Regions from separate parts of the Homo sapiens genome. Here regions 2, 3 and 4 are each linked to region 1. The links are chromatin loops, found by intact Hi-C in ENCODE. Cell type or tissue: B cell. All regions are shown on one strand. Each heading gives the region's core, and the rest is flanking DNA. Links, peaks and the distances in the headings are about the cores only. Region 1 holds the start of LOC124901150 (a long non-coding RNA gene). Region 2 overlaps TBC1D9B (TBC1 domain family member 9B). Region 3 overlaps MGAT4B (alpha-1,3-mannosyl-glycoprotein 4-beta-N-acetylglucosaminyltransferase B). Region 4 overlaps MAML1 (mastermind like transcriptional coactivator 1).

The links. Hi-C counts contacts between places; a loop is a spot of excess contacts. Peaks named below come from ENCODE experiments on the same cell type or tissue, not always from the same donor. Only the 100,000 strongest peaks of a DNase experiment are listed, where the experiment ranks them.
Region 2: a loop joins it to region 1, with 14 times the contacts of the local background. A loop is called at or near these places in 4 of 110 quality-filtered maps.
Region 3: a loop joins it to region 1, with 17 times the contacts of the local background. A loop is called at or near these places in 6 of 110 quality-filtered maps.
Region 4: a loop joins it to region 1, with 22 times the contacts of the local background. A loop is called at or near these places in 5 of 110 quality-filtered maps.

What each region holds. Positions count from the first base shown.
Region 1 is chr5:179,973,662-179,977,661 of GRCh38, reverse strand. All of the region lies in intron 5 of RNF130 (ring finger protein 130), which reads left to right. LOC124901150 (a long non-coding RNA gene) reads right to left here and starts at 3,133. Exons shown (of 2, transcript XR_007059084.1): 1 at 2,509-3,133. RefSeq lists an enhancer at 2,391-2,450. In B cell, for the core only: CTCF peaks have their summits at 2,076 and 2,277 (motif pointing right); a DNase peak (open chromatin) is centred at 2,301; H3K27ac peaks cover 1,262 bases.
Region 2 is chr5:179,862,161-179,869,934 of GRCh38, reverse strand. It overlaps TBC1D9B (TBC1 domain family member 9B), which reads left to right. Exons shown (of 21, transcript NM_015043.4): 17 at 101-166; 18 at 2,086-2,157; 19 at 4,047-4,097; 20 at 4,575-4,681; 21 at 5,807-7,774. The coding sequence ends at 6,487. Among named protein-coding and RNA genes, the nearest start is that of MRNIP-DT, 7.0 kb to the right of the region's middle. RefSeq lists an enhancer at 2,262-2,788. In B cell, for the core only: no CTCF peak of the experiment used is centred there; a DNase peak (open chromatin) is centred at 3,087.
Region 3 is chr5:179,797,337-179,805,110 of GRCh38, reverse strand. MGAT4B (alpha-1,3-mannosyl-glycoprotein 4-beta-N-acetylglucosaminyltransferase B) reads left to right here. Exons shown (of 15, transcript NM_014275.5): 2 at 3,142-3,327; 3 at 3,417-3,557; 4 at 3,644-3,777; 5 at 4,158-4,204; 6 at 4,514-4,627; 7 at 4,852-4,927; 8 at 5,043-5,157; 9 at 5,475-5,605; 10 at 5,801-5,908; 11 at 5,990-6,183; 12 at 6,520-6,598; 13 at 6,677-6,764; 14 at 6,834-6,946; 15 at 7,043-7,501. The coding sequence ends at 7,066. MIR1229 (microRNA 1229) reads left to right here and starts at 6,765; the gene lies at 6,765-6,833. RefSeq lists a silencer at 3,162-3,231. In B cell, for the core only: CTCF peaks have their summits at 2,909 and 3,111 (motif pointing left); a DNase peak (open chromatin) is centred at 3,110.
Region 4 is chr5:179,759,779-179,767,552 of GRCh38, reverse strand. It overlaps MAML1 (mastermind like transcriptional coactivator 1), which reads right to left. Exons shown (of 5, transcript NM_014757.5): 2 at 812-2,227. Among named protein-coding and RNA genes, the nearest start is that of LTC4S, 30 kb to the left of the region's middle. RefSeq lists an enhancer at 7,226-7,305. In B cell, for the core only: CTCF peaks have their summits at 4,048 and 4,253 (motif pointing left); DNase peaks (open chromatin) are centred at 4,222 and 5,372; H3K27ac peaks cover 1,452 bases.

The sequences.
Region 1 (4,000 bases), core at 1-4,000:
CAGTTGGTCTTGAACTCCTGACCTCAGGTGATCTGCCTGCCTCAGCCTCCCAAAGTCCTGGGATTACAGGCGTGAGCCACCGCACCCGGCCTGTTTTCTTTAAAGATGGGGTTCTCACTATGTTGCGCACAGCTGAACATGAACTCCTGGGCTCAAGCAGTCCTCCTGCCTTGTCCTCTCAAAGTGTTGGGATTACAGGCATGAGTCACTGTGCTTGGCATTGTTTTGTGATTCCTGTGGGTTTCAAAAACAGCCCCTTGTTCCTCTCCATCTTAGACTACATCTCCAAGCCCTTCAGTGAGACTTCCATCGAGCTCACCTGGCTCTGGGTACAACAACTCCAGGGACTTGGATTAAATCTTTTTCTAAACCTGGATTATGCAAAATGGAAAGAACTGATACCTGCTTTGTGCCTGCTGTGGTTCAGATGCTCTGCTCTGAGCAGACTATACTCACTGTCTCCTATAATTCTCCCAGCAGTCCTAAGAGGGTGTGTTTTCCCCGTTGTACAGTGAAGGATGGTGAGCCGATAGCAGGTTCCAGGGTCGCACAATTCAGAAATGGCAGAGCTGTGTCAAGGCCTGCCTTTAATGTGGTGCTCCCCACATGGGACCAAGCCTTCCTCCATGAGGAAAGGACTCGCCTGTGCCTGGTTGCCCTGGAAACAGCATGTTGGTTTCTCCTGTGGCTCCTCTCAAGCTGGGGAGCATGAAACTAAGATACACAGTTCTGAGTATCAATTGGATAAATAGGAAATCACCTGCCAAGAAGCCTAAAACCAAAGAGTTTGCCTCTTCCTCCTCCCTTCCCTTTAAAAGACATCCACACAACTCCAGCCTTATAATATGGAGCATGTGAATTAATAAAATAATTGTGAGTTGTTATCTCCATGAGGCTACTGGTCTTATTTTACTTACAAAGTAATCTATTTTGAGTCTAGGAAGATCTGTTTTTAAAAAAAAAAAAAAAATCAAACTGAAGAAGAATTACATGTACTGAAACAGAAATCCAAGATTCTGGAAGTCCAGTCATTCTAGTTTACATATAAAGGAAAATCTATAAAACTAAATGTAAGCTGTCCTCTAGAAAATTAAACTGTGGAACAGCCAGTCTTCCTTCACATGCAGTCATTGACGGTCTAAACGTGAGGCTAAAGGAAATGCACACGCCAGTGCAAATCAGGAGAAGGGCCAGCGGGACACAGGGAGGCGTCATCCACACTTGCCTGCTTCAACACTGGAATGACCAGGAGAAGCCAAGGCTCTCCAAATTCTGTCTTGCTGTTTCAGCCCAGGATCCTCCAGAACCATATGGCACCTAAAACTACGGGCCTCCAAAACCATTCATGGGTATATTACTAGAATGAGGGGATCTTCCCTCAGGGGAGGCTCGGCCTAAAGTAGTTTATTCTGGGAACTTAATCCCATTATCTTCATCCCTTCAGTGTTGACTTTTCCAGTTTCATTCGGAGTTATCTTTTTCCTTTTGTATAATTTTTATTTTTTGTAGAGTTGGGGTCTCACTATGTTGCCCAGGCCGCTCTGAACTCCTGGCCTCAAGTATCCTCCCACCCTAGCATCCTGAAGTGCTGGGATCACAGGCATGAGCCTGACGTCTGGCCCTCTTTTTAAAATTTAGTTCATTGCTTTCCAGACCTGACTGCATCAGAGTCAGTGGGAGGCTTTCAGAAGCATCCCGGGTGGAGGCCGGGCATATGCGCTTTAATTATAAGTTCCCGCCCGATTCTCGTGCTGCAAAGCCACGCCTGCCACCAAGGTCCAGGCCATGGTTGATCTGAACCATTTCTGCGCTGCACCTGCCACCATAGAAGTGGTTTGTGTTTGTGGTCTGCTTGTGAATGTTAGAATTTTTGGCACGGTTCACGGAATTTCGCTGCACCCTCTATGGTACTGTTACTTGGTTGTCTTTCAGTACTGGGTCACTGTGTTACTAGCTGTGCTTACTGCCCTGGCTGAGTGTAGAGTTTTCCCTGTTGCTGTGGAACTGAGCGGCTGTTTGTTCCTCTTACACTCCACGCATCACCAAGCTGTAACTTTCCCTGAGACTGCACCACACAGCCTGCTCAGCACAGCACACCATCTCACTGCCATGTAGCGACAGTGCAGTTATCAGGTGTAGCAAAAATTAACTTTACACATCAAGCGGTACTTGTGACAGTCTTTAAGCTAGAGCAGCATTTCTCAGCCTTGGCACTGTTGACATTTGGGACCAGGTCATTGTGTGGGGGTGTGGGCCTGGCAGTGTCCTTGGCCCTCTACCCACTAGGTGTCAGTAGCGCCCACCCACACACAGTTGTGACAACCAAAACTGCCTCCAGATGAGAACCGCTGAGCTGAGGATGGCTGTGCGCGGCTCTTCAAGCCTCACCCCAGCAGATGCCACTCGCAGCTGCGCCTTCGCGCTCACCAAACTGCCGCTTACAGAATTCCTTCTGCCTTGGGACGCCTCCCCGCCCCTATTGTCTTTGAAGCCCAGAGTCGGTGTTACCTGCTGTGGCTTTCTGTACCTCATGTTGCTAAGCGGTTCTGTTCCCTCACCGTCTTCCCACGGGACTCTGAACAGACTTGGCAAGACAGAGCCTCCCCGCCTGGCTGGCGCTCCGCATTCGGCACAGCAGCACCTGCAGGTGTGTTCACTCTACTTCAACACCTTAACTCACACGCTTGTTCTTCACTCTCAGAGGACCGCTTCACCATTGACTGCCCAGAGGAAGCAATGGGTTTAATTCCCTCAGCGTGCTGACCCGGGTGCGCAGGCCGGAGAGGCCGTCTGCTGCGGTCCATGCCGCTCCTCCCCGCGCCGCTGCGTGCCTGCTCTCTCCCTTCCTCGGGGCCTCGTTCTCTTGGCTGGCTGCTCCTTCCAGTGTTCTGTCTCCACTCGCCGGCATCTCGTGACACTCGCATTTCCCAGTCCAGTTTTTAAAACTCTCTTTCAAAGCCATCGCCCTCCAAGTACTGCCCCACAGCGTCTGCTGTCACACCTGCCCACTGCCTCTTCCCTCCGTGAGGGAGGGAGATGGGCCTGGACACCCTCGTGTCCATCTTTCCTTAACGATTCACAAGCTCAGCTAGGACTTTCTATCCAGAGCTGTCAAGCCGCTCATGGATTGCCTGCTTCTTGCCACGTGACGTTTCCTTTTCCTCTTCTGTCGCACTATTTACTGTGGACAGATGGCAGTTGGCATGGCGGAGGGGCCTCCTCCTCGGCTCAGTGATCACGGCTGATTCTCCTTTGGATGTTAGCCAGCAGGTCTTAGAAACCGAGGAACTGTCACCTGGTCTTATTAGACCTCTTAAAGGTCGGCCATCGGAGTGTGTAGTCGTTAGAAGTACGTTTTCAGAAGTGGAGTTGCCGCGTGGATGAACGTATGTTTCCATGCCACTTCAGGAGCTAAAGCGGGGGGCCGGCCGCTGCAGATGTCTGAGGCTCCACTGCAGCCGAGGGTCCATAGAGACAGAGACTGCTGCCAGCCCCAGCTAGCAGAAGAGAGTTCTTGTCTGGGACCTTTAATAATCCTGCATCCTTTTATATTTGCCAGGTTCTTACATGGCACCAAGAGGCTGCAGAGCTGTGAGAGCAACTCACCTTCAATATAGAGGCCTCCCCTCCCGCAGCACTCTTCTGCTCACTCTAGTTCATGGCATGTGTGGGACATAGGAAAGGGGAGGGCGCTGAATTTCATGATTGCTGGGTTTGTTCCTTTCATGTTCTATTTGTTTCTCGTTCTGTATCCCCAAGTATTTCTCATAGGAATAAAGGACTTTGTTGGCGCTCAGTATGCTTGTGCTTTTCAGGTTTCACTGTCCACGTTACCTGCTTTCCGTCCCGATGCACCACCCACCCTGTGTGTGGCGGGCCTGTTTTTTATTTATGTGTGTTTTTATCACGTGAGTGGGGAACTTCTTTTCAAGGCCCTACTTGCCCCAGGTGCCTCTTTCTGAGGCCTCCTGGGTGTCCATGGAGCACCTTCCATAATGAG
Region 2 (7,774 bases), core at 1,550-5,549, 110 kb after region 1:
GTTGGGCAGCACAGGCTGTGAAGAGGGTCCTACTCGGACCCCCTGGAAGGGGCTCTGCAGCCATGTTGCCAGACCCAGCCCTCCCTGGCCTTCTCCACAGGCGGGATGTACCACGGGGACCTGACAGAGAAGCTCAAGGTGCTCTACAAGCTACACCTTCCCCCAGGTGAGAGCCTCCTGCCCACTCCCCAGCCAGGGTCTCCCACTTGTCCAGAAGTTCAGCTGCAGAGGACAGGCCTCTGTGAGACTGTGGGGCCTCGAGGGGGCACAGCAGCGTCGCAGGCTGGAGGTTCACATTGGAGGAGAGGGAGCGGGAGCTTGAGCACTTCACAGAGGTCTGAGAGCAGGGCCTTGGCCTGGGAAGGGACGTGGAGGAGAATCCCATGGGTGACCGGGCACTGCTGGGTACAGAACTCCCACCGAGGAGGCAGCTGGACCCAAAACCCACTAGGAGGGCCATGAGTGGAGCTTCAGGGCTGGAACCGAAACTGCTGCATTTATCTGTCAAGTTTCTTAAGGGTTTATTCCCAGAGTTTCAGCTAGAGAATCCTGTCACATGGCCATGAGGAGGGGCCACTTCTCTCTGGCCTCTCAGTGGTGCTGTAGCCTAGTGGGGCTGCACTGGCGACAGGCTGTCTGTGCAGGGGGCAGGGCTCAGCAGGAGTGGCTGCATGGACAATGCTCCAAGGAGGGGTCATCTCCCTCATCACAGAAGGAAACAAAGGCGCAGGCAGGTGGAAATCCTGGGCTGGGCACTCTGCTGTGGCTGGACCTGCCCCAGGTCCCTGCTGTCGCTTTGCCATCTGAGGTTAGCAGCTGCCCTCAGAACCGACCCCGGGGATGTTTAGAATACTGGGGCTGAGCTTCACCCGAGGAGATTCTCACTTGATTGCCTGTGATGGGGCCCAGACCTGTGGTTTTTAAAGCTGGCAGGCCATTGCTCTGTGCCTCCAGAGCTGAAGGCTCTTGACATAGCTGTTCTCGTTTGTGGCTGGCTCACCAGAGAGGCCGTGGTAGGACAGACCCCACTGGGCCTGGTCCCAGGGTTGAGAGCATGCGGGGCTACCCTGAGACTCCTGAGCCTCCTCAGCCTGCCCTGCCCTGTCCTGTCCAGACACAGAGAACACTTGGGCTCTGCTGGGCTTGTGGCCCATGCCCGCTACACTCACCCAGGACCATGCGATCCGCAACCCTGGGTACTGCTTGGTGACCTCCAGCAAAGACTGCACTGAATGAGGCCGGCCAGCACGCACAACGCGGCCCGACCTCTGAGCTACCCAAAGGGAGAGCAGCAAGTTGCCTGTGCGTGGCTGGTTCCTGTGCGCCCATAGGAGCATGAAACGCCCCCAAAGGGCCCACTGGCCAGATGGTCACTGGGGCAGGCGGGCAGCTGCCATTCACTGGACTCCTAATTGTGTTGATTGGATTTTTACCTGGGACATGTATTTCCTTTTCAAACACAATGTCAAAGTCAGGAAAGCGGCTGGATGCAGTAGGAGGCCCAGGCGGGTGGATCACTTGAAGTCAGGAGTTGGAGACCAGCCTGGCCAACACGATGAAACCTGTCTCTACTAAAAATACAAAAATTAGCTGGGCGTGGTGGTGTGTGCTTGTAGTCCCAGCTACTTGGGAGGCTGAGGCGGGAGAATCACCTGAACCCGGTAGGTGGAGGTTGCAGTGAGCCGAGATCGTGCCATTGAACTCCAGCCTGGGCAACAAGAGCAAAACTCCAGGCTGGGTGCGGTGGCTCACGCCTGTAATCCCAGCACTTTGGGAGGCTGAGGTGGGAGAATCACTGTAGCCCAGTAGGCGGAGCTTGCAGTGAGCTGAGATCATGTGACTGCACTGCAGCATGGGTGATAAAGTGAGAGTCCATTAAAAAAAAAAAAGCTGAGGAAAGTAACAAATAACCAGAACCAATCATCACCATCAAAACTATTACCGGGCACTGTCATGGGCAGGTGCTGGGACTGGCCAGGCTCGTGGGCAGGGAAAGCAAGGCTCTGCCCAGGGCTGGAGGGAACTTACTCTGAGAGGATCTCCTTGTTTCCTCCTGCCCTCACTCTGCCTTCTCTCCAAGCACAGCTCTGAGCCCAGAGGAAGCCGAGTCAGCCCTGGAGGCGGCCCATTATTTCACAGAGGACAGCTCCTCAGAAGGTGAGCGGCCACTGGAACACCCGACATGCCCAGCCAGCACTCTGCAGCCACCGCCGCCTTCCTGTGGGGCTCGGGCAGTGGCCAGCAGTCCCACCTGGGCTCAGGGAGCAGGCCGCATGGGGTTCTCCCCAGGGGACCACGGGCTGGGCTCTGCCATGCTGGCGGGGGCTGGGGCCGCCCCCTGTGGATGTCCTCACTCCTGTTTCTCTTGTGTCTCTGTCTTCCTGGACCTTGGCTCCTCCCCACTCTGCCCCTCTGCCTCTCCTCTGCTGTCCCTTCCAGCATCTCCTCTGGCCTCAGATCTGGATCTTTTCCTGCCCTGGGAGGCTCAAGGTCAGTCCCTGGAAGGCAGGGGCGCCCCCTGTACCTCCTAACACTCTTCCTGCACTATCAGGAAGCCTGGAAGCTCTTTGTCCCAGGGACCTCTCTGGGACTTCATCCTCTGGGGCATAAGTTCTGAGAAGGACCCAGAAGCAAGCCACTCCTCTGCACCGCCTCCGTGTCTGCTGTAGGTGGGCGGTAAATAAGGCCCCCACACTAGGCGCCAAGCAGGCCCAGGGCAAGGCCTCCACAGCCACATGTTAGAGACATTCTGTCTTCCTGTGAGTAGGAAACAAATACAAAATGCTGTCATTGGAGCGTGTGAAAGACACAGTGTGGCTGAGTGGGGGCTGGAAAGAATAGTGGATGCTTTCCTAGGAAAAATCTTCATGTTCCACGTCACGTTTTTTGTTAAGGAAAAACACGCATGTTGAGTGCCTGTTAGAACTCATCCCTGTGCTATGTTTAAAGCCTGTTGGGAGCATCTGATCCCAGGTGATGGGAGCATGCTAGGCCCTGGGCTTTCGCAGTCGAGCTGGTGACATGCAGCACACTTGCAAAACCGACCATAATGCCACCTGGTGGTTTCACATGGGGGATAATGCACACCAAGGAACCGACTCAAAAGAGAACCAAAAATAGTGTGTACCAAGATGCCCATGGCAGTCCTGGTGACAGTGGCAGAGGCTGACTTGAGCTTGAGGACCTTGATTTCAAGGACAGAAACTACAGAAGCAGGTACACCTTCTGTTGTACATGGAACCAGCAGGCCACTCTAGGCTTGTCCCGCATGCTTCTGGGAGCGGCATGTTGGTGCAGAGCCCTGGCCTCAGACCGCATGTGGCCCCCAGGAAGCAGGGCCTCCATTCCAGGGTGAGTTGCCTGAGCCCAGAGAGGTGTGCCCTTCACTGCCACCAGACAGCCAGCGAGAGCAGCTCAGAACTGGGGTGCTGCCGACCTGCCTGAGGTGCCCCCACCAGCCACACTGCCTTTGGGGAACAGCTCCAGGAGAGCTGGTCGGCTGCTTCTCTCCCCAGGTGCATGTTCCCACGCAGGGAGTATAGTGCGCGCCAGTTCCGGCAAATGTCCTCCCCGAAACGCTGCACCAAGCACAGGAGCTGTGCACAGACCACCCCTCAGTAACAGGCACAGCAGGCGCGGGTGGAAGGGGTCATTAGGGTTCCCCTGAGTTCTAGCAGGAACATTCCCCAGAGTTCTAGCAGGAACTATAGAATTCGTTAGTCCTCAGACTGGTCTATAGCCCTCATCATTGTTCACGTCAAAACCAGCATGTTGAGACTTGTATTCATTTGAAAAAAGGAATTGAGGGTTTGGCGGCCTTTATTTTAACCTGACCAAGTGAGGGAATGCTCAGGCCCTTTTGCTCTGGTGCCATAGGGCGGGGCTGGGCGGGCCAGGCAGGAGGTGTGGCATGGGAGACCTGCTCCCCAGGGCCTGGCCTGGGGCTGGCTGTACAGAAACACAGACTACATCTCAAGGACCCCAGGAGCTTGCAGTCCCAACAGCAGAATGTTATTCATGTTCTTTTTATTTTTGCGTTTGTCCAGAAGCACTACCACAGGAAGAGCAAGAAGGAAGTGGAAGTGAGGAGAGAGGAGGTACAGGCCATTCTCTGCCGCTGTTCTTAGAGACCCCAGCGTTGAGGCACCCTTGCTTGCTGGTCTTTTCCCCAGTCACTGCCAGGGAGCCCCCTACCCCGGGAGATGGCGGATGCGTCCCCCGATCAGGGAGCAGGCCTCGGGATGCACAGGAGGCTCCACGCTCTCCACCAGCCCCACGGGCACCCAGCCAGCCCTCTCTTGCCAGCTTCTCTCCAGCTGCCCTGTGACTCCCCATCTGAGAGAAGACATTGTGGATCATTGTCATCAGCTTAGGTCCAACCACTGCAGCAATTTAGGGAAAACCTGTGGCTGTTCTGGGTTTTTTTCCCATGACCACCTTCCCAAACGCCAGGGTGTTTTATGATAGGGCCCTGGTAACTCCATGCCAGAAAACACCCAACTCTTCCTCTCCCTGCTGTCAGCCCGCAGCCGTCTCACATGACAAAGATTAATCTCTTTCCTCCTAACCTGCAGAGGAGAAGGGGACCAGCTCTCCGGACTATCGGCACTACCTTCGAATGTGGGCCAAGGAGAAAGAGGCTCAGAAGGAGACGATTAAGGATCTTCCCAAGATGAACCAGGTAGGCTCCACTGGAGCCCACAGTAGACATTTCTGGAGAGTTCTGACCAAGACTGGGCCCTAACATCACCGCACCTGCACTGCAGCATCTCCTGGTGGGTGGGAAGGCTCCTCCCTGCCTCTAGAGCCCGTTAGTCCTGGTTGCCAGTCAGCGATGATTCCAGAAAGACAAGAGGCCAGTTGCTCCAGGGCCTTGTATAGGGGCATGTTTCCAGATTGAGTGAGTGTCTGTGAACCAGGAGCCAGAGGCTTGTAGGCTACCTTTGACAAGATATGCGTTCCACACCCTGCACCCTCCCAGCCCTGCCCAGGGCTCTGCACACGCAGGCTCACATGCATCCTCCACACCCGCTCTTCATTCACTGGTCTCGCAGATCAGAAGCATGGTGTCTTGCCAAGGGTCTCAAAGCCAGAAAATGGGAGACCCCAGCTCCAAACTGCAAGCGTTGAGCCAAAGGCAAGTCTGGAGCACCAGCCTGACCATGGCCCTCGGGCCAGACCCACGGTCTAGCTGTGCCCAGTAGGGGACCCTGCAATCTGACCACTCCCCCAGCAGGCCTGGAGGGTGGGCACCACGTGCGATGAGGATTCTTCCCATTCTTGGGCCAGGAGGCCTAGACGTGTGGCTTCAGGACCTAGCACCCACCCTCCCCAGCACCCCCCTCCCCAGGATCCCCCTCCCCAGCTGACCCAGGCTGTATTTTCCTCACCATCACCTTCTAAAGAGCTTCATTCAAGGGCTGAGTTGAGGCTGCTTCTGATTAAAACCAAAGGTGATTCTAAAACACAACGAAGTCCTTGTACTGACTGGATTTAGAGTCGTGGTAGAAATCCATCTCCCTGTGCCAACAGAACGGACCTAGAAACAGGGAGGCCCCAGGTCAGACCAGCATGCTCTGAGTGCCAAGAGAAAGGCAGCTGGAGGGGAAAGCCTTTTGAAGAGCTGTGTGGCCTCTCTGAGCCTGTGTCCTGATCTGTGAGATGGGACTGATGAGGCTCATGGAGATGATTAGCAAGACGGCAGCCAACATCCTTAGGCTGGTGCTTGTCATCAGTTTGGCTAATATGGACCCCGTCTGACTGGTCTTTTACCATCTCCCTGTTCTTCTGTTTTTCTCCCTAAAAGGAGCAGTTCATTGAGCTGTGCAAGACGCTTTACAACATGTTCAGTGAAGACCCCATGGAGCAGGACCTGTACCACGCCATCGCCACCGTGGCCAGCCTCCTGCTCCGCATCGGAGAGGTGGGGAAGAAGTTCTCAGCCCGCACAGGCAGGAAGCCCAGGGACTGTGCCACTGAGGAGGACGAGCCACCAGCACCCGAACTGCATCAGGACGCAGCCAGGGAGCTTCAGCCCCCAGCTGCAGGAGACCCCCAAGCCAAAGCAGGCGGAGACACACACCTCGGAAAAGCCCCACAGGAGAGCCAGGTGGTGGTGGAGGGGGGCAGCGGCGAGGGACAGGGCTCACCCTCCCAGCTGCTGTCTGACGATGAAACCAAAGACGACATGTCCATGTCCTCCTACTCGGTGGTCAGCACGGGCTCCCTGCAATGTGAAGACCTTGCAGACGACACGGTGCTGGTGGGCGGGGAGGCCTGCAGCCCCACAGCGCGCATCGGCGGCACCGTCGACACCGACTGGTGCATCTCCTTTGAGCAGATCCTGGCCTCCATCCTGACGGAGTCCGTGCTGGTGAACTTCTTTGAGAAGAGAGTGGACATTGGACTCAAGATCAAGGACCAAAAGAAAGTGGAGAGACAGTTCAGCACCGCCAGTGACCATGAGCAGCCTGGAGTTTCCGGCTGATGCCTGCAGCTGTGAGGCCTGGCCCAAGGTGTCATCAGTGGGGCTGGCCTCATCTCCTCCTGCCTTTCCTCCCTTATCAGTTTCTCTTTAAAGGTGTGCCCCTCCTGCTCTCCCAGGAGCAGTGAGTTGTGAGTGGAAAGAAGGCTGGTGCAGACCCAGCTGCCTTAGACAGATTCCCTGGGCCTGCATCTCCTGGCGCCGGCTGCTTCTGGGCCCAGGAAGAGGCTGTGGCTCCCACCTTCCTTACACCTGGTGGGAGCCCGCCTCGCACCAGCTGCACCTGCCTAGCATTACAGGCTCTCAGATCTGCCCTTGCTTGCCTCATACCTCTGTGCTCCACACTGCGGCCAGGCCAGCTGAGTCCCTCCATCCGTGGATGCTTTCCTGCAGCTATGTGGTATGGGGGTCATTCCTGCCTCTTGGCACCAGGTTGGGGGGCATGTGCTTGTTGGGCACCAAAGTGATGGAACCCTCAGGTGCTCTCCGGGAGCCTGAACCTCCTGACTGAGGAACATGGGCAGAACATGTTTATTGCACAGAGTGGGCGCTGCGCACAGGCGTGGCTGTACACGTGCTCTCAGCTCATCATCCTTTCCAGTAACTTTAAAAAAACATCCCTCAGGTCCTGATATATTTCCTTGGATTCATTTCACTTGGCTAGAAATTACACTGTGCTCAATGCCTTAATAAATCCCTGAAAGAAATAAAAACCACTGTGTGCAATGCCTTGCTGTGGCCCCCAACCACTGCTTAGGCCTCCCAACTTCTCCCCAGGCCAAGTATGGGGCCCTGGCTGTGTTCTGGAAGTTCAAGACACTTAGTCCTCCACAGTGGGTGGAAGAGTGCAAGGTCTGCCAGGTCAGATGGAGACGCAGAACCTGCTGGTGCAAGCTGGGCAGGTCCTGACCAACCTGCATCAGGGGATGCCCTGAGCTCCACAGGTCTTCATGGGCAGGGGTTGTGGGTCCTGGTGAAGGAAGTGCATCCTCAGGCCTGGGCTGTAGCAAGCTGTCTGCCCTTGGGTTCAAGAACCAGACTGTGGAGCCAAAGGTGACCGCAGGGGGCCCCAGGGCTGGAGCCACAAGGATACCCTCACTTTGCATGAGGAGCTGAAACTGACCAGTGTCCAGTGTTAGCCCCCACATGGGGCTGCTCTTGCTTCTACTAAAAGATACAGCAGTTACCCCCTTATCCACAGGGGATACAGTGGATATCTAAAACCAGACCCCCAGTGGATGTCTAAAACCACAGATAATAACAAACCTTATACATACTGTTTTTTCCTAT
Region 3 (7,774 bases), core at 1,471-5,470, 170 kb after region 1:
CCAGGACAGCAGAGTGAGGGAGAGGCACTGGCTCCATGGCACCCACTGTGTCTGGGGGGCATCCAGGAGGCTGGCTCTCTGAGGGCCTGGGGAACAGGAGAGCAAAGAAGGGGAGCACTTAGATTCACGAGCCCAGCCCCTAGGGGATAGAAGCCTAAGGATCCTGTGAGGTATGAGTATGGGGTGACATAGGCCTCCCTTGTCGAGGGGCTGTCACTGTTTCTGTGGTGACCCAGTAGTACCAGGTCTTTGGAGGCCTCAAGAGAAGCTGGGAATCTGGGCTCTTATGTGAACCCATCTCGTTGTCACATGTAGAAAATCTGTCTTAAACCCCTGGTGAAACCAGACGTAGCCAGTCGGAGGCCAGATTGGAACCTGGCCTCCACTTTGCAGCCAGCGGGGGTCCAGGAACTTGAGGGAAGGACCCAGGAAGTGGAATCTGCAGGGAAGGAAGGAGGTGGGCAGGGAACCAGAGAGGAAGGGCAGCAGGTGTGGGCATCATCCTGGAAACGCAAGGTCAAGCCCAGGACGGCCTCTTAGACCAACGCAAAATGGACCCTGGAGAAGGGTTTGGGGCCCAATTTCCTATCTAGCCCGTGCAGCAGCTCTGCCAGCGCTCAAACTGTGGCCCTCGGTCAAGCACCTGCTGAGGATCTGCCCAGGGAGGCAGACCCTTGGGGGCAGCCCGGGGTCTCAGCCATGCAGCGCTCCCAGCCTTCAGGCTGTCCGCCTCCCCAGGCCTGGACTTCAGCAATGATGGACACCCTTACTCCTAGGAGGTTGCAGGGTCTGGAGAGGAGGCAGACACCTGCCACACACATGCATGGTGACAGCAGACCGTTAACGGGCCTGATATCTGCCTATGCCCCTCTGAGCCTGTCCCTTTTCCCTGAGTACAAGGCACAAAGGTTGTGCCCCAGCTTGGCTCTTTAATCTTTCCCCAACCAAGAGGGAAGCAGGGGGAACTGTGGTTTGTGGGCCCCAGGATGTCCTAATGACTCGCCTCCAGGGGAGGGTGACACAGCCTCCAGGCCTCATTGCTGCTGCTCTTAACAACGTGGTCCTGAGGCAAGAAAGTGTGGCAGGGGCTCCCAGGCTGGTCCCTCTCCTCACCTGAGCTGCCTCCCCAGCTCCCGAGGGTTATAGGGTGCCAGCATGGCTTGGCAGAGCCCTGGCATAGGGCCTGGCCCATGGGGAGGCAGTCACAGAGTTGGACCCACAGTCAGAGAAGCTGAGGGCAAGGCGGGTGGAGGAGCTGGCAGGCGGGGGAGGCTGCCCAGGGCCAGGGCCTGCAGTGTGTAGGGAAATGACAGAAGGGTTGGTGTGGGCGGGAGCCCGTGGGGCCCTTTATCTCCTGGTAAACAGGACCCGGGGGAGAGGGGAGGCCCCTAGGAAGGAAGCGAGGGTAAGGCGCAGGCTGTTGCCAGGGTGATTCAGGCAGCATCACCCACCACTGCCCACCCAGCCTGTCCATCTGAGGCAGTCGTGTGGGACAGAGAAAGCCAGGGTGGGGCTCGGGGGTGGGGGTGGGCAGTGGCTGTAAGTAGGCAAGCGGGGACTGGCATCTAGGCAGGAGGGAGGCGCACCTGCAGGTGCAGGTGGCTCTGAACCCATTCCTGATGGCTCTCTAGGCCTCTGCACCTCCAGTCCCATCCCTGTGGGCGAGTGCTGCCTACACCTGGTGTCACCCAGCAATGGGTGAGCCCTGGGGATAGCCAGCTCTGCATTCAAGGGGTTAGGTTTCCAGGGTAACCGAGCCCCTGAGCCCAGCGTGGAGCCTGGCAGAGCCAGTAATCTGACTCCCCTTTCCCTCCCGCCAGGGGCTGTCCAGAGGCTCCGCTTTGCCTCAGCCTTTAGCCCCAGAGAGGCAGGGTGTGGAGGGTGGGGGCTGGCTTCTTGGGTAAGAGATGCCTCAGGGAAGATCTACCTGGCTCCCTGCTCCTTAAACCTTTCCCTCCTGCCCAGGTCCACCCCTTCCTCTTCCCTGGTCACTTGGCACTTCGACCTCCTGCCCGTTTCGGAAAGGGGTGTGCCCTGAGGTGACTGAACTTTGCCTGATCATGACCTTGATCATGCACAGGGCTGCTGGTGGGGTGAGGCCATCCCACGCAACTCTGGGGTCTGTGAAGCCACCAAGGATCAAGGAATGGAAGAGCTGCCTGAGTGTAGAGGGAGTTCGGTCAGGCTTCTTAAACTTGGAGACTTGGAAACAGAAGGCCTTGTAGGCCACATAGGTTTTCAGAGACTCGCCTGGCAGAGGCCTGGAGCGTCCTGCTGCGTGGACTGTGGGCACCGAGCCACCAGGAGGTTGTTGATCTCATTCTTGCTCACTGGTCCCTGCCAGACTGGTGGTGCCTCTCTACTGTCGGGCAGCCCCACCTCTGTGCTGCCCCATCCACCTACAGCCCTCATGCCTGGGCCCAGCTGGAGGTTCTGACAGGGGCCCCCTGGGGTGGCATGCGGACCCTTCAGGGTGCCCCAGGCGCAGCACAGGTCTCCAGAGACACAGGCACCAGGGCGTTCAGAGCTAGTCCCCTCGCTGCTGTTGACTGTCCTTGAGCAGCCCCAGGGCCGGTTTCTCAACCTCATTTGCTCACCTGAGCAATGAAGTGAGGTGGGCTCCTGGAACTGCAGCAGCCACCCCCCGGGGCCATCGTGAGGCTAAGAATCCAGTGCAGGGTGAGCAACCAGCGACCGCTACAAGGACAGTGAAGAGCTAGCACCAGGACCTTGGGTAGCCCACCCGCTGGAGGGAGCGTGTGCTGCAAAAAGCAAGAGTGGGCTTTGGAGGCCAACGGATGGAGCGGATTCAGTCTGAGGCTGTTCCAGCCCTTGCTTAGGATCCACCTACCTAGGTCTGGAAATCGTATTTCCACTTCAGATGCCTTCTCAGAGGATAAAATAACCCCCGGTGGGGGAGAGTACTGGAAGAGGGCTAATTCCCCTGGTTTTCTCCCCATGAGCATTAGTGTCAGTGTAATTTTAGAGTGACCCCAGCTATGTCACGTGTGGCAGGCACAAGAACAGATGTCAATGAGCTATTGCAGAGGTGGACACCCAGATGTGTGCGCTGGCACACTGGAGGGGCCCGTAGGGTGGCTCTAGACCGCCCCCTCGTGACGGCTTGCCTACCACCTGCAGGCGACGTTGTGGACGTTTACCAGCGGGAGTTCCTGGCGCTGCGCGATCGGTTGCACGCAGCTGAGCAGGAGAGCCTCAAGCGCTCCAAGGAGCTCAACCTGGTGCTGGACGAGATCAAGAGGGCCGTGTCAGAAAGGCAGGCGCTGCGAGACGGAGACGGCAATCGCACCTGGGGCCGCCTAACAGGTGAGGTCTGGGGCGGGAGGGGGAAAAGGCGGGGGCGGGCTGGTTGTAGGTTCCCTGGTCTCAGTCCCGATCCTTCCCGACCCACCCAGAGGACCCCCGATTGAAGCCGTGGAACGGCTCACACCGGCACGTGCTGCACCTGCCCACCGTCTTCCATCACCTGCCACACCTGCTGGCCAAGGAGAGCAGTCTGCAGCCCGCGGTGCGCGTGGGCCAGGGCCGCACCGGAGGTATGGGCGCAGACAGGGAGGAGCACGGGGTGGGGGGACGGGTGGCCCCCGCACCCTTTCCAGCGTCGGGCCTCCGTCCCCCATAGTGTCGGTGGTGATGGGCATCCCGAGCGTGCGGCGCGAGGTGCACTCGTACCTGACTGACACTCTGCACTCGCTCATCTCCGAGCTGAGCCCGCAGGAGAAGGAGGACTCGGTCATCGTGGTGCTGATCGCCGAGGCGAGTGAGCCGGGACGCGGGGTTGGGGGACATTCAGAGGAGCCCCCGCGGTGCAGAACTGACAGCAGGAACCATTCCGAGGAGAAAGCTGTCGGAAGTTCAGTTGCTAGTTTCATTCGCAAATGCTCCGAGATAGAAAGTTGAAAGGGCTTTCTGGCACCCTCTACCCCTACCCATCGCCCCCGCCACCCCCTAGTCCTTGGCCATGCGAGTCCCAAAGGGAAAGGGCCGTCTCTGGGGGCCCCCTTACTCCGCCCTCAGCACAGCAGGCTCACTCCCTCCACGTGGGGGGCATCTGAAGCCTGTGCCCCTTCTCCAAGCCCTTCCAGGCCTTTTGGGGCAGCAGCAGGGCTAAGGGAGGGTGCTTGGTCTCCCCACAGACTGACTCACAGTACACTTCGGCAGTGACAGAGAACATCAAGGCCTTGTGAGTACTGGCGACCCCAGAGAGCTGGTGGCGGGAGAGCTCGGTGCGGGGTGTTGTGCTGGCAGGTTCCTGCCTCCCCATGAGATAGTGCCTTTCCTATCTCGTGGGGAGGCAGGGACCTGGTGGGGGAGGGGTGGGTGTGCAGAAGTGGCCCAGCCCCTCTGGAGCTCTGCTACCTCAGTTGGCTGGGTGTAGGGGGTGGTGGGGGGCTGGCACTGGGTGAGCCTCAAGAAAGGGCCACAGTCTGGTGGGCTCGGCCCCTCTCAGCCCCTGGAGGCTGCATACGGACTAGGCCTTCCCGTCCCCCAGGTTCCCCACGGAGATCCATTCTGGGCTCCTGGAGGTCATCTCACCCTCCCCCCACTTCTACCCTGACTTCTCCCGCCTCCGAGAGTCCTTTGGGGACCCCAAGGAGAGAGTCAGGTACTAGTTACTCCCCCATACCCTCAGCAACCCGCCTGCCTGTGCTGAGAACCCATCTACTGGTGTTTGAGTCCAGGGTGTTTCCCTGCAGTGCCCTGAATTCTCCATGGGAGGACCCGTGCATGGGGGTGGGGGGACAGAAGCTGCCCACCCAGCGGCTTCTCTGCGGAGCCACAATGGAGGTGGAGGGGTCTGAACTTCTGAGGCCCCGCCCCGGCCCACAGGTGGAGGACCAAACAGAACCTCGATTACTGCTTCCTCATGATGTACGCGCAGTCCAAAGGCATCTACTACGTGCAGGTCAGCCCCAAGCCCTGCGTTGCCCTGCCCTGCCCTGCGCCGCCCTGCCCTGCGATGGGTCTGGTCCATCTGGGTGCCCTTCCTCAGCCCCAGCCCCTCTCTGCTCACCTCGCAGCTGGAGGATGACATCGTGGCCAAGCCCAACTACCTGAGCACCATGAAGAACTTTGCACTGCAGCAGCCTTCAGAGGACTGGATGATCCTGGAGTTCTCCCAGCTGGGCTTCATTGGTGTGCCCCTCCCCTTACCTGACGGTGCCTTTCAGTCCCACCTGCCTCTGCCATCCTCTCTCCCAGTCCCACTGTGTCCACTGTGAGCCTTTGCCCAGGTGGGCCCTGCCTGGTGTGCGTGCTACAGCCCCACCTGGCCTGTTCTCATTGCCTGTGCATCAGACATGTCTGCCCTCATCACCTGTCTGCCTCCCTGCCCCGTTATGCCCACACCTGCCTGAAGCCTGCCCCTGGGTTTGCTGTGGGACTCGGGGGCCGCTGCAGGGAGAAAGGAAGTAGGCAGAGCAGCACTGCCCACTCAGGCCCCTCCCCACCAGGTAAGATGTTCAAGTCGCTGGACCTGAGCCTGATTGTAGAGTTCATTCTCATGTTCTACCGGGACAAGCCCATCGACTGGCTCCTGGACCATATTCTGTGGGTGAAAGTCTGCAACCCCGAGAAGGATGCGGTGAGCAAGAGCTGGCGGGACTGGCAGGGGCAGGGCCAAGGGGCAGGCAGCCTCCACCCCAAACTGTGTCCCTGTCCTTGCATCTGCTCACATAGAGCACTGTCAGCTGTGGGAGGGCCCTGGTAGTCCCCAGGAGAGGCCGTGTTGAGGAAGGAGGGCTAAGCCGAGCCCTGGGGTGTTGCCCACCCTCCACAGAAGCACTGTGACCGGCAGAAAGCCAACCTGCGGATCCGCTTCAAACCGTCCCTCTTCCAGCACGTGGGCACTCACTCCTCGCTGGCTGGCAAGATCCAGAAACTGAAGGTGGGCTGCACTGCACGCTCTCCCTAGGCCGGGATCAAGGTCGGGGCCCACGCCATCACTGCTGTCCCTCCTCCGCTGCAGGACAAAGACTTTGGAAAGCAGGCGCTGCGGAAGGAGCATGTGAACCCGCCAGCAGAGGTGAGCACGAGCCTGAAGACATACCAGCACTTCACCCTGGAGAAAGCCTACCTGCGCGAGGACTTCTTCTGGGCCTTCACCCCTGCCGCGGGGGACTTCATCCGCTTCCGCTTCTTCCAACCTCTAAGACTGGAGCGGTCAGTGCCAGCACCATGGGTCTGCGATGGGGGCGGGGCTGGGTGGCCCCCAGGGTGTAGGCTTCACCGGCAAGTTATCCTCACGTTCTTCAGTTTCCGCATCTGAAGTGGGCCTCGTAATGGTAGCTACCTTGTGAGGACTAAGTCAGGCAGCCCCTAGGAGCTCAGGGATGTTTCCTGTCACCATCCTCCCAGAGGAAGGCCCTGGTCTCTTTGCACAGCCTGACAGCTGCCTGGGGGGCCCTCCTGGCGCAGGCCTGGCCTTTCTCTGCTGGGCCCTGGGTGCTGTGCTGGAACGCTGCCCCTGCAGCAGCTCACAGGCCTGCCTGGCTGCAGGTTCTTCTTCCGCAGTGGGAACATCGAGCACCCGGAGGACAAGCTCTTCAACACGTCTGTGGAGGTGCTGCCCTTCGACGTAAGTTCGGTGGGTGTGGTGTGCACTGAAGCCGGGCCTCCTGTGACCACCTGCCTCAGCCCTTGATTCTGCCCCCAGAACCCTCAGTCAGACAAGGAGGCCCTGCAGGAGGGCCGCACCGCCACCCTCCGGTACCCTCGGAGCCCCGACGGCTACCTCCAGATCGGTGGGTAGGGTTTGGGGGAGAGCGTGGGCTGGGGTTCAGGGACACCCTCTCACCACTGCCCTCCCACAGGCTCCTTCTACAAGGGAGTGGCAGAGGGAGAGGTGGACCCAGCCTTCGGCCCTCTGGAAGCACTGCGCCTCTCGATCCAGACGGACTCCCCTGTGTGGGTGATTCTGAGCGAGGTGAGGCTGGGCAGGGCCAGGCCAGGCACGGGGAGCAGCCAGGGAGACCCTGGCGGAGCTCAGAGGCCCTGCTGACCCTGGGTCCGGCTCTTCCAGATCTTCCTGAAAAAGGCCGACTAAGCTGCGGGCTTCTGAGGGTACCCTGTGGCCAGCCCTGAAGCCCACATTTCTGGGGGTGTCGTCACTGCCGTCCCCGGAGGGCCAGATACGGCCCCGCCCAAAGGGTTCTGCCTGGCGTCGGGCTTGGGCCGGCCTGGGGTCCGCCGCTGGCCCGGAGGCCCTAGGAGCTGGTGCTGCCCCCGCCCGCCGGGCCGCGGAGGAGGCAGGCGGCCCCCACACTGTGCCTGAGGCCCGGAACCGTTCGCACCCGGCCTGCCCCAGTCAGGCCGTTTTAGAAGAGCTTTTACTTGGGCGCCCGCCGTCTCTGGCGCGAACACTGGAATGCATATACTACTTTATGTGCTGTGTTTTTTATTCTTGGATACATTTGATTTTTTCACGTAAGTCCACATATACTTCTATAAGAGCGTGACTTGTAATAAAGGGTTAATGAAGTGTGTGCCTCAAATGTGAGCGCCCTGGGCATCTCCCTCTGCCCCTGCGGTTGGCTTCATTTGGTCTGTGCCCCAACATGCCAACTAAGCCTGGCACTGGGCCTCCCCAGCCAGCATCAGCAGCGACCTTTCCCTGCTAAGTCAAGGAGCCAGCCTGGCCTGCAGGCGCGGGGTCCAGCCCCTGGCTGTGCAGCTGCAGTGCCACCTCGGCGCCAGCGTACCCCCCTTCCTAGGATCAGGCCGCAAAGTCTGTCACTGGTGAAACCAGCTCAGA
Region 4 (7,774 bases), core at 1,917-5,916, 210 kb after region 1:
TATAACTTTTTCTTTTATTTTGGATTATTTCTTTAGATCAACTTGTCGGGTATATAGTGTGTCAATGCATATGAACATTTTACAGCATGTGAAAAATACATAATGTCAAATGACTTCCCAAAAGCAGTGAGCTCATTTACACACTCTCATCAATACAGGAGTGTGTCTATTTCCTCATGATATTACCGGCACTGGGCTTTTTAATTTGCAAAATTTTAGCATGTATTACAAATTCACGTTCACTGCAGGCTTATCTGCACTAGCGGAAAACAGGAAACAACCCGAAGGGCCATTTTCCATTTGATGCTACCGGGCTTTAGAACCATGATGAAGTAAGCACAGAGCTGAGCTGTGCTGGGAAGCAGCACATGCCTACAATGTTATAAGCTTACCAAAAATTAGGGAATTTTGTACATGGAGATCTGAAAGGTAGTAAAAAAAAAAAAAAAAAAAAAAAGCCAAGCCTCTAAGAAGCACGTGAAACGTAATGTTTATCTGCAAAACACAGTCGCAAATTACTTAATTTAAATCCTACGGCACGAAAGAGACAGTGGACTAAATGCAGGTGATTCCTGAAACCTTCGTGCAGTTAATAATCAAGCTATGCCAGGGAACTTTACCCTATTTTTTATTAACAATCAACCCTGGTTTATTTTATAAATTTCCACTCCCAAGAGGAGCAAGGATGACAGCAGCTATTCCCTCCTCCCTCTTCCCACAACTACCTCGGATCCAATTAACATCCAAAGTAGTGAGTAACCTCACTGAAGTGTCTGCAGCAGAGGAACAGAAAGCAAAGGCTCATACTTACCTGGCCAGGTGGAACCAGTGATCGGAAAGGCATATTTCCTGGCTTTGGCTTCATCAGAAACAGGGAGTTCTGCTCGTGACTTATATGGGACAGCTGCTGGGGAAGATAAGCCATCAGGGCTGGCTTGCTCTGGCCAGACCCCGGGCTGCCTTGCCCACAGTCCGCTTTGTAATGAGAAAGGGGTTTTGTATTGCCGTAGTCCAGCACAGACCCCTGGTTATTCGCGGAGTTCTGATTCAAGTTACTCGGTGGCTGGTGACTCAGCAGGTTCACATGGCTGGGCTGGAGGTAGGGGCCTCCGGGCCGAGGGGAACTCTTATTCACACTAGGCATCATGAGCAGTTTGGAGTTAGTGAAGTCTTGCTTGTAGCTGGAAGGGCTGGCAGGCTTCTCCATGGGGTAAGGGACATCTAAGGAACTGTGGGAGGGCCCCGTCTGCTGCCATGTGGACATCTGGCCCGGGGCTGGTGCCGGGGTGGCCTGCTGTGGGTTCTGGAGCATCTGCTCGCGCTTCTGCTTGGCAGCGATCTGCTGGAGCTGGTGGGCAGAGGACAGCTCTGAGGCCCCTCCTGGGCCCTGACTGGGCAATACCACACCTGCAAGGGCTCTTTGTGCGTTCTGGGCCTGGGCTGATGCCGGCATCAGGTTTGGACTGGGATTGTCCGCCCGGGGCTGACCAGAGGTGTGGAATAAGGTTTGGGAGCCCCCTAGGCTGGGGGAATCTGTACTCACAGGGGCAGAGGAAGGCCCCAGAAAGGTCTGCCCTGCAGACCCGGCCCTCACTTGTGGAGAGCCTAACTGTTCTTGCTCAAAGGCTGCTGGAGAGAATTCCGTCTTAATATTAATGTCCTGTGCCAAGGGGGTTTGTGTGGCAGAGCCAGAAGACTCTGGGTCCTTCTTCTCCTCGAAGTCCTCATTAAACAGGTCCTTCATGTCTTCATCGGGCACCGACCTGTTCAGCTCCTCGATGAGCTCCTTCCACTCCTGCTCGTTAAGGTTGAGGTCTGGCATGAGGTTGCTTTGCGATATGGAGCCGACAGTCCCAGTGATCATGCAAGGCAGGTCTTCGACAGGCTCCTGCTTCAGTTCTTTATTCAGGCTCAGAGGAAATGACTCACTGGGGTTACTGCCTCCATTCAAGTGAAGGCTGGAGTCAGCCAGACGCTTTTTGTTGAGAGAGTCTAGCCCCAGAGAGTGCTTCCCACTGGACTGCAGGGCGTCGGCTCCAGAAGGCTTGTCAGACTGACCGAGGGGGGAGGCTGGAGGCAGTCCATTGGAAGAGATGGCAACTCCCAGAGGGGCCTCCCGGCGAGTCTTCTTATGCCCAGGAAAGAGGTCCCCGTAGCCATTCTGTTGATCGCCATTCTGAGGGGAAGTGGCGCTGTCAAGATTCCTCTTAACTGTATCATGAAGATGCTGAAAAACATTGAAAAGAATGACTTAAGATACATATGAATTTGCTCTGCTATGACAGTAACAAGCCAAGGGCTGATGTCCCTGCAATGCTCGCCAGTGGGTTCTGCTTGCATAGTGTACACTCCCATTTCTGGGGACACACCTCCATTTTCCCTGACGGTCCTATACCTGGCCAGTCAGAACTGATGTCTAGCTAAAGTGCTTCTGCAGTCCTCTTTCTGCAGGAGACAGGCATGAGGCTGCCCACAGCCATCTCGTCTGGCGGTATGCCCAAGAATGGAGCCAACAAAAAAATGCCAGAGAGTACACACACACACACACACACACACATATATATATTATATATATATATATGTTTTGAGATGGAGCCTTGCTCTGCCGCCAGGCTGGGTGGAGTGCGGTGGCACAATCTCAGCTAACTGCAACCTCCGTCTCCTGAGTTCAATCAATTCTCATGCCTCAACCTCCCAAGTAGCTGGGATTACAGATGTGCACCACTGTGCCTGGCTAACTTCCGGTATTTTTTGGTAGGGACGGGGTTTCACCATGTTGGCCAGGCTGGTCACAAACTCCTGGCCTCAAGTGATTCACCCGTCTCAGCCTCCCAAAGTGCTGGGATTACAGGCATGAGCCACTGTGCCCAGCCCCTCACTTTTTTTTTTTTTGAGACAGAGTTTCGCTCTTGTTGCCCAGGCTGGAGTGCAATGGCGTGATCTTGGCTCACAGCAACCTCCGCCTCCAGGGTTCAAGCCATTCTCCTGCCTCAGCCTCCAGAGTAGCTGGGATTACAGGCATGTGCCACCATGCCCAGCTAATTTTGTATTTTTAGTAGAGACGGGGTTTCTCCATGTTGGTCAGACTGGTCTTGAACTCCAGACCTCAGGTGATTTGCCCACCTCAGTCTCCCAAAGGGCTGGGATTACAGGTGTGAGCCACTGCGCCCGGCCGGCCCCTCACTACTTCTTATTGGGACTATTTGCTTGAACATAATCTGTCTGGTGTGACACTGTGACTCTGCTTCCCATCTGCTCCTCGATGGATTCATGCCACTGAAGTTATTAAGATTCTGCCTTGTGCCAGAGACAAGTGCTGTGGGGAACATAAAGACAAAGAAGACAGCTCCTCCTCGGGTGGGCTTTCAGGACATGGGACATACACAGACAGGGCTACAGAGTGAGAGCAGCACACAGTAAGTACCCTGGGAGTTCAGGGGCGGCGATTTCAAGATAAGAACATGTCAGAAGGGATGGGAAGGGGACAGAAGACGGACTCCTTCTACTGCTTCCTCACCTGCATGTGCTGCAGTCAGGACTCAACTCCACTGCTCAGAGGGAGTGCCTATGCTCAGCTTCCAAACACATGCTGCTCCTTTCCTGTGTTTACTTTATTACGTTTTTGTCCTTTATCCCCCACCCCCAGTACCATCCCCCCTTCCCATAAACCCTAAGCATCTATAGCATGTTATTAGAAAATGTTCCAAGTAACAGCCCTCATTATTATCTTTAGACAGGATTCAGAGGAGACGGGGAGCCCCCTGTGCTAGCTTCTCCGGCTGCAGAGAAAGGCCACCTGACTCTCCACACCAACCCCAGGGGCCCAGGTGAAGTGCCCTGGCCTGGGCGTCCTGCCTGGGGCAACTCCACGGGCATCAGTTCTCAACAGCAGATTACCCACTGGACACCAGGGAGGACCATTTTCTCAACCTCTAATCCCCAATTCTAATGTTCCTGTTCTTCTTTTCCCCACATCAAGATTTGCTTATTTCTTAACTGTTAAAGCTGACTACACAGTGCTCTATAAATCCTAGCCAAGTCAGTATTTTTAAAAATCCATATATGGGTAACTAAGTCGGTCTGAAAAAAAAAAAAAATCGCAGGAATGCCTGACAAATGGAACTGCAGGGCAGAGGTAAGCAACAATCCTAGGATTCAGAACACCGCCCCACAGCTGCAGGACGTTTGCTTTACTTTCATGCAGGTTCTTCTGCTTTCTCCTGCCACCTAGGGGTGGAAGGGAACCACGCACATAAAATAGACCCTTTATAAAAAGCCATTATTTGAAAAGTTTTCCTTGTGGAAGGTAAATTCATACCCATTTAAATGGTCAGAGGAAATAAAAATTAGTTGCTAACATTTCCTTGATTTTCATCTTTTCTACCATTTTCTTTTGTTCCACAGTGCCAGGTCTGGGCTATCTGTAAACCTGGGAGCTCAGTTTTCCATCTTCCTAGGGGAAAAAGAAAGATGGAAATCTAAAGGGTCAAGGCACTTGATGAGTCAGCTGGTTGTCTCAGATTAGAAACAGAATCTTTCTTTGCCCTAACAATTACAAAAGCTACCACTCCCTCATTCAATATTCACATGCAAACAGCTGCAGACAAGTTCCAATGTAACAACTGAATTTTGTAATACCTATTGCTTTTAACCAAAGGAAACAGTAGGGCATTTTGTCAACTACTCACAAAATTTAACTGGAATAACGTAGACGGGGATAGGAGTGTGTAATGTGGTGGCCCCGGCAGATTTTTAAGCCCTGAGCATTTGCAGGAGTGTCTGATATGCAGGGCAAGGATGAGTGAGCCTTGGAGCCTGAACTCAAAGAATCACAATAGAGATGGGCAAACAGCCTGAACAGATTAAAAGTTATGTAAGAACAGACACAGAAGGTGCTATAAAGCAATACTAGACTGGCTGCCACGTATAAATACAGGAGCCTGCTCCAGCACATCTGGTACTTCTGGGTGCTCAGCTCAAAGGTTCCTGTTGTAACTACTGAAGAGTTTCTGCAGTGTACAGGGTTCCAGGAGGACCCAGTCCTGGGAGATAATATGATCAGATGCTCGTGGTCGGCTGGAGAACCACGTGTGCTCAGCCTTCCACCAAGACACCCCGCTGACCTAAGTCCCATCCTAGCCTGTGCCAGCTCCCTCGCTGGGAGGCCACACTCTCCAGGCGCCACCTGCCATCCTCTGCTCTGGGAGAGGAGCTCCAGGATACCACCACTGCTCTGAATCAAGCTGGAGCTGGCCACACCTTTTGGACTCCTAAGCAGCATCCTGTCAGTCTCTCACCCACCATGCACTAGCCTTATAGGAAGGATAATCCTTTGCCTATCTCCACTTCCTCCTTCTTCAACCACCCACCGCTGCACTCCCAGAATGCTTTGTGGCCAAACTCACCAAAAAATGACAATACCTACATGCTTCCACTCTGAGCTGACAGACACAGCTGCTGAAGACACGCGTGGTTCTTTCATGAGTGCTCCTTACACACTGGCAGCCAATGCCCCTTTCTAGCCCTACTCATCAGGAAATTTGCTTTTCCTCCTGCCTCCTCTTTTTTACCTCTTCTATCATCTTCCTGTCAGCCAAACTCCACCAGTTCCCACCCCTTAGAGCCAGCACCTTGATCTATGGCAATATGGATTACATTCCTGGCCAATCTGGAAATCAATGGGATGTGGGGAAAAGGAAGGGAGGAGTTGAGAACTGCTTTCTCCAAGGCCAGCAATGATCTTCCTACTGTTACACATAGGCCATATTTTCAGTCCTTCCTTTCCCTCTCTCCCTGCACTCCCTTCCTCTCCCTCTTATCATCTGCCACTTAATAATTCATCTTTATTATTATTATTGAGACGGAGTTTCACTCTTGTTGCCCAGGCTGGAGTGCAATGGTGCAATCTCGGCTCACTGCAACCTCTGCCTCCCAGGTTCAAGTGACTCTCCTGCCTCAGTCTCTCGAGCAGCGGGGATTACAGGCGTGCACCACCATGTCCAGCTAATTTTGTATTTTTAGTAGAGATGGGGTTTCGCCATGTTGGCCAGCTGGTCTCAAACTCCTGACCTCAGGTGATCCGCTCACCTCGGCCTCCCAAAGTGCTGGGATTACAGGTGTGAGGCACCTCACCCAGCCCTTTATTAATTTTTTTTAAGAGACAGGGTCTCACTCTGTCACCCATGCTGGAGTACAATGGGTGATGATCAAGGCTCATGGCAGCCTCAAACTCCTGGGCTCAAGTGATCCTCCCGCCTCAGCCTCCTGAGTAGCTGGGACCACAGGCATGAACCACCATAACTGGCTAATTTTTTTGCTTTTGTGGAGACAGGAGTCTCACTATGTTGTCCAGGCTAGTCTCAAACTCCTGGGCCGAAGCGACCCTCCTGCCTCAGCCTCCTAAAGTGCTGGGATTACAGGTGTGAGCCATTGCACCTGGCCTCCTTCCATCTTTTTTTTGAGACGGAGACTCGCTCTGTCACCCAGGCTGGAGTGCAGTGGCGCGATCTCGGCTCACTGCAAGCTCCACCTCCCGGGTTCATGCCATTCTCCTGCCTCAGCCTCCCAAGTAGCTGGACTACAGGCGCCTGCCACCACGCCCGGCTAACTTTGTTTTTGTATTTTTAGTAGAGACGGGGTTTCACTGTGTTAGCCAGGATGGTCTCGATCTCCTGACCTTGTGATCTGCCCACCTCGGCCTCCCAAAGTGCTGGGATTACAGGCATGAGCCACTGCGCCCGGCCTGCTTCCATCTTTAAAGTTCCCTTTTTCTTTACCACTTTTCTTGTATCCTCTTCTGCTTTTATGGTTGGTTGTTTCTAGTATCCTTTGAGAAGTCTCCCCTTCTCCTGCCCTTCTATCAAATAGTACAGTCCTCTCCCCCTTTTACTCTACATAGTCTACCTGAGAGATTTCACACATTCCCATGCCTTCAAATTCCCATGACTGAACATCACACTCAAATAAACCCAACTGTCTGGGAACCAAACGCTGATCCACTCAGCCCTTGTCCCTTCCAACTTCCCTCATAGCCCTCCCTGCTGTGCAGCATGCTGGGGTCATGCGGCTGGCTTACAGCTTATAGCTTCTCAAATGTGCCTGCTCAGTGCTGCCTGGGGCCTCTGCACCTGCTCTTCTCTTTGCCCAGAGCACCTCTTCCCTCTAACTTTTCTGGGGATGACTCAGCTTCTAATTCAGGTGGCTTATCTCCTCCATCATCCACATCACCTACCACCCACACCATAGTACTTTCTTGCTGATCCCCTCACCAGAGGCACTCATCTAGTGTCAGGGCCTAACCCGACACTAGAATGCCAAGCAGAGACCCCAGTGCCTTCGACAGTGCCCAGCACTTGATAAGTGTCTGTGAATAAATGTGCCATCTGATGCCCCACCTCTGCAGAGCTCTTACTTCTGTCTATCCGAAGACCTACTGAGCCCCTGTCCACTTGAGTGATGACTCAGATGACATCTGTCCAAAGCTGAGGCCAGCCTCTCCCCAGTCCTGTTTCCTTTCCTCTGTTCCCACATAAGACTGTCACTACCAGCCGCCCTGTCACATAAACCAGAAACCAGCCTCCCTCCCGCTCCTCCTTAGTCCCTACATACAACTGGTACCCAAGTCCTGTAGAGTCTACCTCCTTAATATTTCTTGAACCCACCCACTTCTCTCCATTCATTAACACACATATCTCTCACTTGAATTATTTTAACCATGTGTTGAGATCCTGCCCTCCCAACCTGTGTTCCTCATCAGAGTCAGAGGGACTCCACC